3 separate regions of the Homo sapiens genome follow, and regions 2 and 3 are each linked to region 1. The links are chromatin contacts, found by Hi-C in ENCODE. All regions are on one chromosome and are shown on one strand. The core of a region is the stretch at or near the end of the contact, and the rest is flanking DNA. Distances in the headings are between cores, read along the strand shown. Region 1 holds the start of CPPED1 (calcineurin like phosphoesterase domain containing 1). Region 2 holds the start of CCP110 (centriolar coiled-coil protein 110). Region 3 holds the start of RPS15A (ribosomal protein S15a).

Region 1 (3,017 bases), core at 334-2,833:
AAATACAGTCGTCCCAGGCCGGGCGCGGTGGCTCAGGTCTGTAATCCCAGCACTTTAGGAGGCTGAGGACGGCGGATCACCTGATGTTGTGAGTTCGAGACCAGCCTGGCCAACATGGAGAAACCCCATCTCTACTAAAAATACAAAATTAGCCGGGCGTGGTGGTGCGTGCCTATAGTTCCAGCTACTCCAGAGGCTGAGGCAGGAGAATCGCTTGAACCCGGGAGGCGGAGGTTACAGTGAGCCAAGATCGTGCCACTGCACTCCAGCCTGGGCAATAAAGCAAGACTCCGCCTTAAATGAATAAATAAGGTTTTACCATAGAATTACCGGAGAAACCTACTTTAGATAAGGTAGCAGGTAAAGTCTCTGAGGAAGTGAATGAACTTTAAAATGAGGTGTGACGGTTGAGAGAGCCAGGCTCACCAACCCTGCTAAAGAAGCAGAAAACAGCAAGCGCCAAGACCCTCAGGGAAAGAACGGCCTTGGCCCTTTTAAATGCAGTTCAAACAAGGGCAACAACAAAACCTGTTGCAGAACTGGGCAAGAGAGAGAATGACAACCCTGAAGGAAGTGGACACAAGCCTGATCATATAGGGCATTTAGGGTGACTTCCCTGGGGGTATAAAGCTGGTGAGAGCCTGGGAGGCGATCTGGCTGCAGGCAGCAAAAAGCCACAGAGGGGAATCAACAAACCAGAAACAAACCTCCCTCTTTACTTAGCACCTAGCATGCGTCCAACACCGGGTTACAAAAATACTTTTGATCTGTTTACGCTTCCAACAACCCTATGAGGCAGGTATTATCAAACCCATTTTTAAGGCAAAGCAGATAATCTAAATCCAAAATCCAAGCACTTCACTACGACTCTCGAATGCCCTCCCTCTCTACTGCTCTGATGGGGCAGTGTTACCATTTCGGTGAATGACTTAAATAAACGTCATTATGGAGTACAGAATACATAACGGTGAACAACCTTAATAAAACCGACACCCTCTAACATGCACCGAACGCTTATCCAGTAACACCCACAAGTATTCCCGTTTCACAGATGTGGAAGCTGAGGCCAAGATGCTAATGCACAGCTTGGAAACCAGGTCTCGCTGCAGAGTCCAAGCTGTCATTAACTATGCTTTGCTACCCTCCTCTTACTTCCCTTCTCTGGGGGAAGTTAGGTCAAGGCCAAGGAGGCTCCTAGACCAGATCGCTCTCTCGGCCTCGCCTCTCAACTGCGCCCCTGGAATCCCTAAGAGCAGGCTTTGATGCAGCTATGGCGGCTCCCAGGCCCCGGTGCAGCCCCGGATGGTGTCCGACTGGCGGAGCGCACACCTGAACAAAAGGTTCCCCCGGCGGAAGGTTCCGCAGCCCCAGAGTCCCCTCCCCGGGTGAGGGGCGGGCAGTACCTGCGGGAAACGCGGCCAGGGTCCTGCCCCTGGCTCTGTGGAAAACACCCCCCGCCTCTGCAGCCGACATGGCGAGCGAGTTTCTGGCCTTCACTTAGAACACTGCGTGGGTGGAAGCCGCGCGACTTCACACAGAACAACCGCTGGACCTGTCCCGCTTTGGGCGACGCCCTTTGATCTCGGGGCGGGACTGGGGCGGGACGGGGAGGGGCCCGGTGGCTCGGGGCGCCACTAGTGCTGCCTGGGCGGAGCGGAGGCGCCAGCGGCCCCTCTGGGATCGACCTGCGCGCCTGGCGAGTGGAGACTGTCTAGGGCACGCGTGGGCGGGGATAAGGCTTTGGGGTCAGTCCTTCCCTAAAGGCAGAGTTACTAGATTTAACAAGTAAAAATGCAGGACTCCCGGTTAAATTGGAATTTCAGATTTTTTTTTTTAAAGAATGACTGACTTGGTATAAATATGTCCTATGCAGTATTTGGGAGCTACTTACGTTAAATTTTTTTTTCATTATCTGAAATTCCAATTGAACTGGGCGTCCTAATTTTTTTAAATTTTTCTCTTTTTGCAGGTTTGAATGGAAGCGTCCTGATTTTTTTTTATCTGACAACTCTATCATAAAGTCAGAAGGAGCCACTGGGGTGGCTTACGCCTGTAACCCCAGCTCTTTGGGAGGCCAAGGAGGGAGGATCGCTTGAGTCCAGGTGTTGGAGACCAGCCTGGGCAACACGGCGAGAGACCTTGCCAATACAAAAAAAAAAAAAAAAAAGATGAAAAGGTGGACGTCTTGGAAGACTGTCTCAGCCTGAACTTCCCAGTGGCTGCCACCATCTTTCTGTTATTATCTTTGCTTGCTATGCACCAGGCAGGGCGCTAAGCACTTTGCACGCTGCTCACTTAATCCCCACTACAGCCCTAGGAGGTGGTGCTGTTATTAGCTGCATCCGTCATTTGGGGAAACTGACGCTCAGAGAGATGAACGAACTTGCACAAGGTGACACACATCTAGAGAGGTAGTAAAGCTGCGAGTAACCAAATTAGTGTCTCTTCAACTCAAGAGCCATTGTAGTGAACTACTTAGCCAGCATTTGTCAAACGTGTTGAAAATACAAATTCCAGAATGGACCTATTGAATCCAAATCTCTATGAAAATGATCTGTGTTTTGTTGTTGTTGTTGTTGTTTTGAGACAGGGTCTCACTCTGGTTGCCTAGGCTGGAGTGCAGTGGCACAATCTCTGCAGTCTCGATCTCCTGGGCTCAGGTGATTCTCCCACCTCAGCCTCCTAAGTGGCTGGCACTATTGGCGTGCGCCACCATGCCTGGCTAATACTTTGTATTTTTAGTAGAGACGAGTTTGACTATGTTGCCCAGGCTGATCTGGAACTCCTGAGCTCAAGCAATCCACCCACCCGGGCCTCCTAGAGTGCTAGGATTACAGGCATGAGCCACAGTGCCTGGCCTGAAAATGATCTGTTTTTAACAAGCACTGCAGGGGAGCTCTTATGATCTTACAAATTTGGGAAATTCTTTTCTAAACTAGCTGCCTACATCCAAAGCACTGTTTGAGTAGCTAATATGGCCATAACTACTGTTCTCTAATCCTTGACAAGAGTCACCC
Region 2 (3,017 bases), core at 518-3,017, 6.7 Mb after region 1:
GGAGCCGCTCCATGGCAACGGGGGAGGGCCCAGGCCCCAGGCCCCAGGCTCACGTTCCAAATCTAAGGTGGGTTAGGGTTTTCCGAGGTCTGAACTTCAACCTGGGCGTTCAGACTCCTAGGCGAGAAAAGGAGGGATAAGAACCATCCTAAAGCTGTAGGACTGGAAGGGATTTTAGTGACTCCTTTATCTGCCCTTGAGGAAACTGAATTCCAGGGAACCTGGAGAGGCAGGATGCTTAGACTATCAATTCAATTCAATTCAATTCAGTTCAGTTCAGTTCAATTCAAGATGTGCCAAATACCGGTCCAGGTGCTCCGGACACAGTTGAACAGGACCTACAGGGTTTTTGCTCTTATGGGATTCACATTCTTGTGGGAGGAAATAAAAGTTAGCAAGTACACCTAACGTTTACAGAGCACTTACCATGTCCCAGGTACTTGACGAGCAAACACTTTATATGCTTATCTCATTCTCAATACAGCCTAACAGTTACTATCAGGAGACTGATTTCAATCGACTTTATTTTCCAGATTCTGGGGGACTGGAAGAGCCTAGCAAAGAAGGCACAATCGGATTATAAAACTGGAAGGGGTTTTAAGGATTCCCTTATTTCATAGATGCGGAAACTGAGGATAGGTGAATTAAGCAGTTAATGGCAGGGTGGGGACTGACATAAAGGCCTCCCCAGTGATTTGTGACATTTTCACTCCTCCTCCCCCTAATCTTACTTCTGCTAAGGGCTTTTGTACCAGGCACTGTACAGGAGTTACCTCAACTGTGCCTCACAACCACCCTTGTGATAGGCACTTTTAAAACCCCCATTTTACATATGCAAAAACAGGCACTGGAAGGAGGGTAAGAGAGATAGACCATGAAGCCGAGTTAGGGAGTGAAAAGGGGCCCCTGGACATATTTTGGAGGGCTGGTAACATTTTTATGTAGAGAACTTTGCAAAAATATTCAGGGATTTTTCTGTTACCTTTTTTTCCTTTAGTGCATTTTCCCACTGATTTGCAAAAGGGGATAGATGTCTTAAGCCTTCCAGTTGGCATCTAGGATTCAGCCTTTTTTTTTTTTTCTTTCAGACAGTCTCACTCTATCGCCCAGGTTGGAATGCAGTGGTGCAATCATGGCTCACTGCAACGTCGACCTCCTGGGCTCAAGCGATCTTCCGACCTCAGCCTCCCGAGTAGCTGGGATCACAGGCTCGCGCCACCCCACCCGGCTAACGTTTAAAATTTTTGTAGAGATGCCGTCTCCCTTTGTTGCCCAGGCTGATCTCGAACTCCTGGGCTCAAGCGATCCTTCCGCCTCGGCTTCCAAAATGTTGGAATTATAGGCGTAAGCCATCACGCCCGGTGGGTTCAGCAAGTTTTTACCTACAAGAAAATATTTTGGTGAATGTTACATGTTTTCTAACGGCTGCATAGAAAGGGGTTATCTTTATACAGATAAGAAAAAAATGGCAACTTCAAGGAACACTTCAGGGGGCTTCAGACCCTGAGGGGTGTTCCTATTCTACTAAATAAGTAAATTTATTAATAAATTCTAGTCTCTAGCTTGCAAGGAAGACTACGTTTCCCGGCGTGCAGCGTGCTGGCCGTAAGCATTACGTCCTCCATCGCGGGCGCGCAATGCACCTCGGGGATGGTAGTGTTCTGGTGGCCCAACGGTTTTAACAGCCCGGGAATCAACCACCGGAAGTGCCGGCCCTGAGAGGTGGAGTCGGGGTGGCAGCGGCGGCGGTTGCCAGGAGCCCGCGTTGCAGCCTGAGATCCGTAATATGGCGGGGAGGAGGAGGAGAAGGCGGCGGCGGACCGAGCTGCGCTCTGTCAGTACCATTTGAGCCATTCGCTTCCTGACAAGGCCCGTGGCGAGGGGAGAGGAGCTGAAGGGGCCGTGGGGGATCAGGTGTGTGCATGAGGAGGGGGCTTGAGCCTTGACGGGTCCGGGCTGAGAGGTGGTCTGGCGAGGCGAAATTGGCGCCCTGAGAAGCTGAGGGCGGGCTCTGTGCTGGGCTCCCGGGCCTCGAGCCCCCTGGAAAGGCGCCGGCTGTTGGGAGGCGGGACCCCGGGGGCAGCCAGCACCGGGCGCTGAGGTGATGCTCCGATGCTGGCCCCGCCTGGAGGGCCCTCGGTTTGGAGTCTTAAATCGGAGGAGCTGGAGGAGGTGGGCATGGGGCGCTGGGGAGAGGGCAGGGGGCCGTCCCTGGTGAATAAAACTCGGGCCAGAGCCGGAGAACCCCATCGTGGTGATCAAATTGTTTGGGCCGTTTTTCTTCTCCCTCCCACGGTGCTGGAGAGGGAGGCTTCCCCGGGGTGTGCATTGGCCATTTATGAGCCCCTGTTTCCACAACCAAGGCCCTAGGAGCGCTGCTTACTTCGCCTTTGCCACTCTGGGGCATAAACTTGAGGATAATAAAGTAATCGATTGCCCCTGGAGCTGCTAGATGGTTCCCACCCTTTGATTCTATTCTGGTTACGATCCAAGCTCCCTACCCCCAGTTTAGGCAAATGGCAGCCATCTCGAGATTGATTTGACGGGGAGAGGTCTAGGGACAGGGAAATGAGGAAGCCGTTGTCCCCTTTTCTATATTTTTCAGTTTCATTTGAAACCTACGGGGAACCAAGCACTGTCGCTGCCCTCCAGGAATTCATACTCTACTGCTAAAAATCGTCATCATCATTATCCTCTTAATAAGAAAAGCAGTCCCCATTATTTGTTGCTTTCTGCGTGTTCTGCACTACGTTAATTGCCCTACATGCATTAGCTCATTGAATTCTTACAACATTCCTTTGAGACGGATACCGTGATCATCCCTCTTTTACAGAGGACGAAACAGGTGTGGGGATGGTAACTGGCTTGCCAAGAACTTGCAGCTAGTACGCATCTGAATAAGAAATCTTCCCCTTTACCGCTTTTACAAGAAGTTTGCGTCTTTGGCGGAACTGATGGGCAAAGAAACACTAGGTTCTGCAAAAAAAAAGCAGGATCTGTTCTGTGTTACTTTTACC
Region 3 (3,017 bases), core at 138-2,637, 6.0 Mb after region 1:
ATGAAAACATAAAACACAGCGGCAGCAGACTTACCATGCTTCATCATCACAGTGAGAAACCGGACGATGACTTTGGAGCACGGCCTAATAAGCACCTGGCGTTTGCCTCTCTTTTCGGCATTGTTGATACTCTTGAGAGCATCTGCCAGGACATTCATGCGCACCATTGTGGCTGTTCAAGGAAGACAAAACAGGAGGTTTTACTGGCATTGCCAACATCAACAGACACCAACCATTACACTGCGGAAGTATCCTTTCCTTTCTGGCCCCACCTTGGCGAAGTTTTCTCAAGTCTAAGCAGGCTGCTTCTCCATTTCCCACCACCCAGGAAAATTCCTATTTACTACGGTTGTTGAAAACAGGTTATCGGGACGTCAGCCTGCACATTTTGAAACTCATTCATTCACTAACCACTCTTCTTCGAATCGTGCCACACACCAACGTCTGGAGATAATAAAATGTGGGACAAAATCCACTTGACACAAGACAACGTGAGAACTGGCAGAAACTGCCAGCTACCGGAAGGAAAACATCGGGTATAGTCGATCAGTGATTCAGAACAGAAGCAGAGTATCATCGGCAACATTTTCCAAATTGCTGAAAATCAGCAGATTCCATACTATTAACATTGTACTTTAAATCAGTTCACTCTCACCTACAATGAACACATCTAACTATTAAACATCCATCTTCGTGCCATTTAAAATTGCGTCCAACAGCAAGAGCCACAGTGGCAAACAGAAACATTTTACATGCTTGTCAGACTGGACTCTCTTCTAATGGGCAAGAACCGCACACTACACTGAAGTTTTGAAAGACCAAAGTGCCAATAGTAAAGAGTAGAACTTAAATTCCTTAAGTTCAAAAGTGTCTAAAGAAAAACTCTGCGGCCCAGAAGATCCAAGTTGGCACCCAGCAAACTGCCAACCCCGGCACGATGCAGCTTTTACCTGCTGGGTGGCCTCAGCCTCCCAAGCTCCCAGCGCGGCCGCAGCAGTGAGAAGCTGCACGGCCCACCAGCCCCGATGTTGCCCGCCGCCCGGGGCCAAGGCGCTGCCTCAGCACTAAAGGGAGATCCAGACGCTGCGGCCCGAACCGGAGCTACCGCCTAGCTGGGCAGTCGAAGGCTCCGGCTCCCGCCCGCGCTGCGGCCTGCACCCCACGGACCGGGATCCCCTGAGTGCACAGTCTGGGGCGCCCAGCCATGGCTCTCCTCTATGCCTGTCCAGGAACCGGCAAGGCCAGGATCCTCGGCCAAGGTGGGGACCAGCCTCCTCGCAGGACACCGAGACCGAACCTTAGATTGCAGGATGGCGCCGATGGCAGACGGATGAAATTGGAGCTCTCAGAGAGTGCTACTCACCGGCGCGGAAAGATGGCGGAAAGAGGACGGGAGGGGAGAGCGCACGGAGTTATGGGAAGCGGGAGAGCTATCGCGAGACTTTCAAAGGCCCGGCAAAAACAAGGACCGCCTAGGAGAAGGACGAGGGTGAGGGAAAGGCGGAGCCTCCTCAGGGGTTGGCAGTTGAGAGTCGATGGAATCGACCTCCCCCGGTGGGGCCTGGGAGAGGCAAGGTGAGCCGTTCGTTGGAGGTTCGTCTACATTTTTTTTTTTTTTTTGAGACAGTTTCGCTCTTGTAGCCCAGACTGGAGTGCAGTGGCGTGATCTCGGCTCACTGCAACCTGCGCCTCCCGGGTTCAAGTGATTCTCCTGCCTCAGCCTCCTGAGTAGCTGGAACTACAGAGATGCGCCACCACGCCCGGCTAATTTTTGTATTTTTAGTAGAGACGAGGTTTCCCCAAGTTGGCGAAGATGTTCTTGATCTCCTGACCTTGCGATCCGCCCGCCTCGGCCTCCGAAAGTGCTGGGATTACAGGCGGGAGCCACCGCGCGGGCCTTAATTTTTATTTTAGTTTACTTTTGATAAGGAGTCTCGCTCTGTCGCCCAGGCTGGAGTCCAGTGGCGCGATCTTGGCGCACTGCAGCCTCCGCCTCCCGGGTTCAAGCGGTTCTCCTGCCCCAGCCTCCAGAGTACCTGGGATTACAGGCGCCCGCCATCACACCCGGCTAATTTTTGTATTTTTAGTAGAGACGGGGTTTCACCATGTTGGCCAGGCTCGTCTCAAACCCCTGACATCAAGTGATCTGCCCACCTCGGCCTCCCAAAGTGTTGGGATTACAGGCGTGAGCCACCACACCCGGCTAAAAATTTTTTTTTAATTAAAAAGTTAAGTTCAGACAAAAGTCACCCAACAGTTGTTTACTGAGCACCCATGTACCAGACGCTAGCAAGGCCCTGGGGTACGAGGTGCCCACACAGGCACCATTTAGCCAGTTCTGTCCCTGCCGGTTCTTCCAGCTTCGTCCTCTCTCACACGTCAATGCCCCTGCTCATTCGTTGCATTTCCTCTTCCCTCTAGCATGGTACCTGGATATTTGCTAAATAAAACTTAAACCTTTTATTTTTGTTCTTTTTTAAAATTTTTCCTAGACAGGGTCCTGCTCTGTTGCCCAGGCTAGAGTGCAGGGGTACACTCAGCTCAATGCAACCTCAAACTCATGGACTCCAGTGAACCTCCTGCCCAGGTCTCCCAAAGTGGTGGGATTACAGGTAGGGTACCTTATAGACATCTAAGGACCACACAGGGTACTTCATTAATCAGATTCATAAATCCAATCATAAATATTATATTGGCTAAGTTATAAAGAAAGTGAGACATGAAGATTCCAGCTTTTTTTATTTTTTCCCCTTTTACACAAAACAAAGTAGAAGAAATAATACAGGATTAAAACTGCAAAAGTAGTTAATCAGTAGAATATGTATGCACACAAAAAATCCAGATAGGAAGACAGGCTTATTTACAATGAAAGTAAGGTAAAATTAACGTAGTTTTCTTATGAAATAATAAAAAAAAATCAAACATATGCTACAATGGGCACCACTGTTCACAGCAATATTAAAGAGGAGAAAACAACACTTATTTAATAGGGACAGATATACCACAAGGTACAACAT

Evidence for each region. A loop is a pair of places that touch in the nucleus more often than their neighbours do. Pooled maps may share reads with other maps.
Region 2: a map of CD8-positive, alpha-beta T cell shows a loop between it and region 1 (23-fold over the local background). The contact joins the promoter of CCP110 here to the promoter of CPPED1 in region 1. A Hi-C loop is called at or near these places in 1 of 168 maps with a recorded cell type or tissue (CD8-positive, alpha-beta T cell), 2 of 37 single-sample maps with no recorded cell type and 6 of 50 pooled maps.
Region 3: a map of naive thymus-derived CD4-positive, alpha-beta T cell shows a loop between it and region 1 (34-fold over the local background). The contact joins the promoter of RPS15A here to the promoter of CPPED1 in region 1. A Hi-C loop is called at or near these places in 1 of 168 maps with a recorded cell type or tissue (naive thymus-derived CD4-positive, alpha-beta T cell), 1 of 37 single-sample maps with no recorded cell type and 6 of 50 pooled maps.

Annotation. Positions count from the first base shown.
Region 1 is chr16:12,802,304-12,805,320 of GRCh38, forward strand. CPPED1 (calcineurin like phosphoesterase domain containing 1) reads right to left here and starts at 1,584. Exons shown (of 4, transcript NM_018340.3): 1 at 1,404-1,584. The coding sequence starts at 1,473. RefSeq lists an enhancer at 1,166-1,535 and a silencer at 1,616-1,665.
Region 2 is chr16:19,522,175-19,525,191 of GRCh38, forward strand. It overlaps CCP110 (centriolar coiled-coil protein 110), which reads left to right and starts at 1,768. Exons shown (of 14, transcript NM_001323572.2): 1 at 1,768-1,914. RefSeq lists an enhancer at 1-125.
Region 3 is chr16:18,788,947-18,791,963 of GRCh38, forward strand. It overlaps RPS15A (ribosomal protein S15a), which reads right to left and starts at 1,388. Exons shown (of 5, transcript NM_001019.5): 1 at 1,298-1,388; 2 at 35-172. The coding sequence starts at 167. It overlaps ARL6IP1 (ARL6 interacting reticulophagy regulator 1), which reads right to left. Exons shown (of 6, transcript NM_015161.3): 6 at 2,723-3,017. RefSeq lists enhancers at 341-1,058, 996-1,625.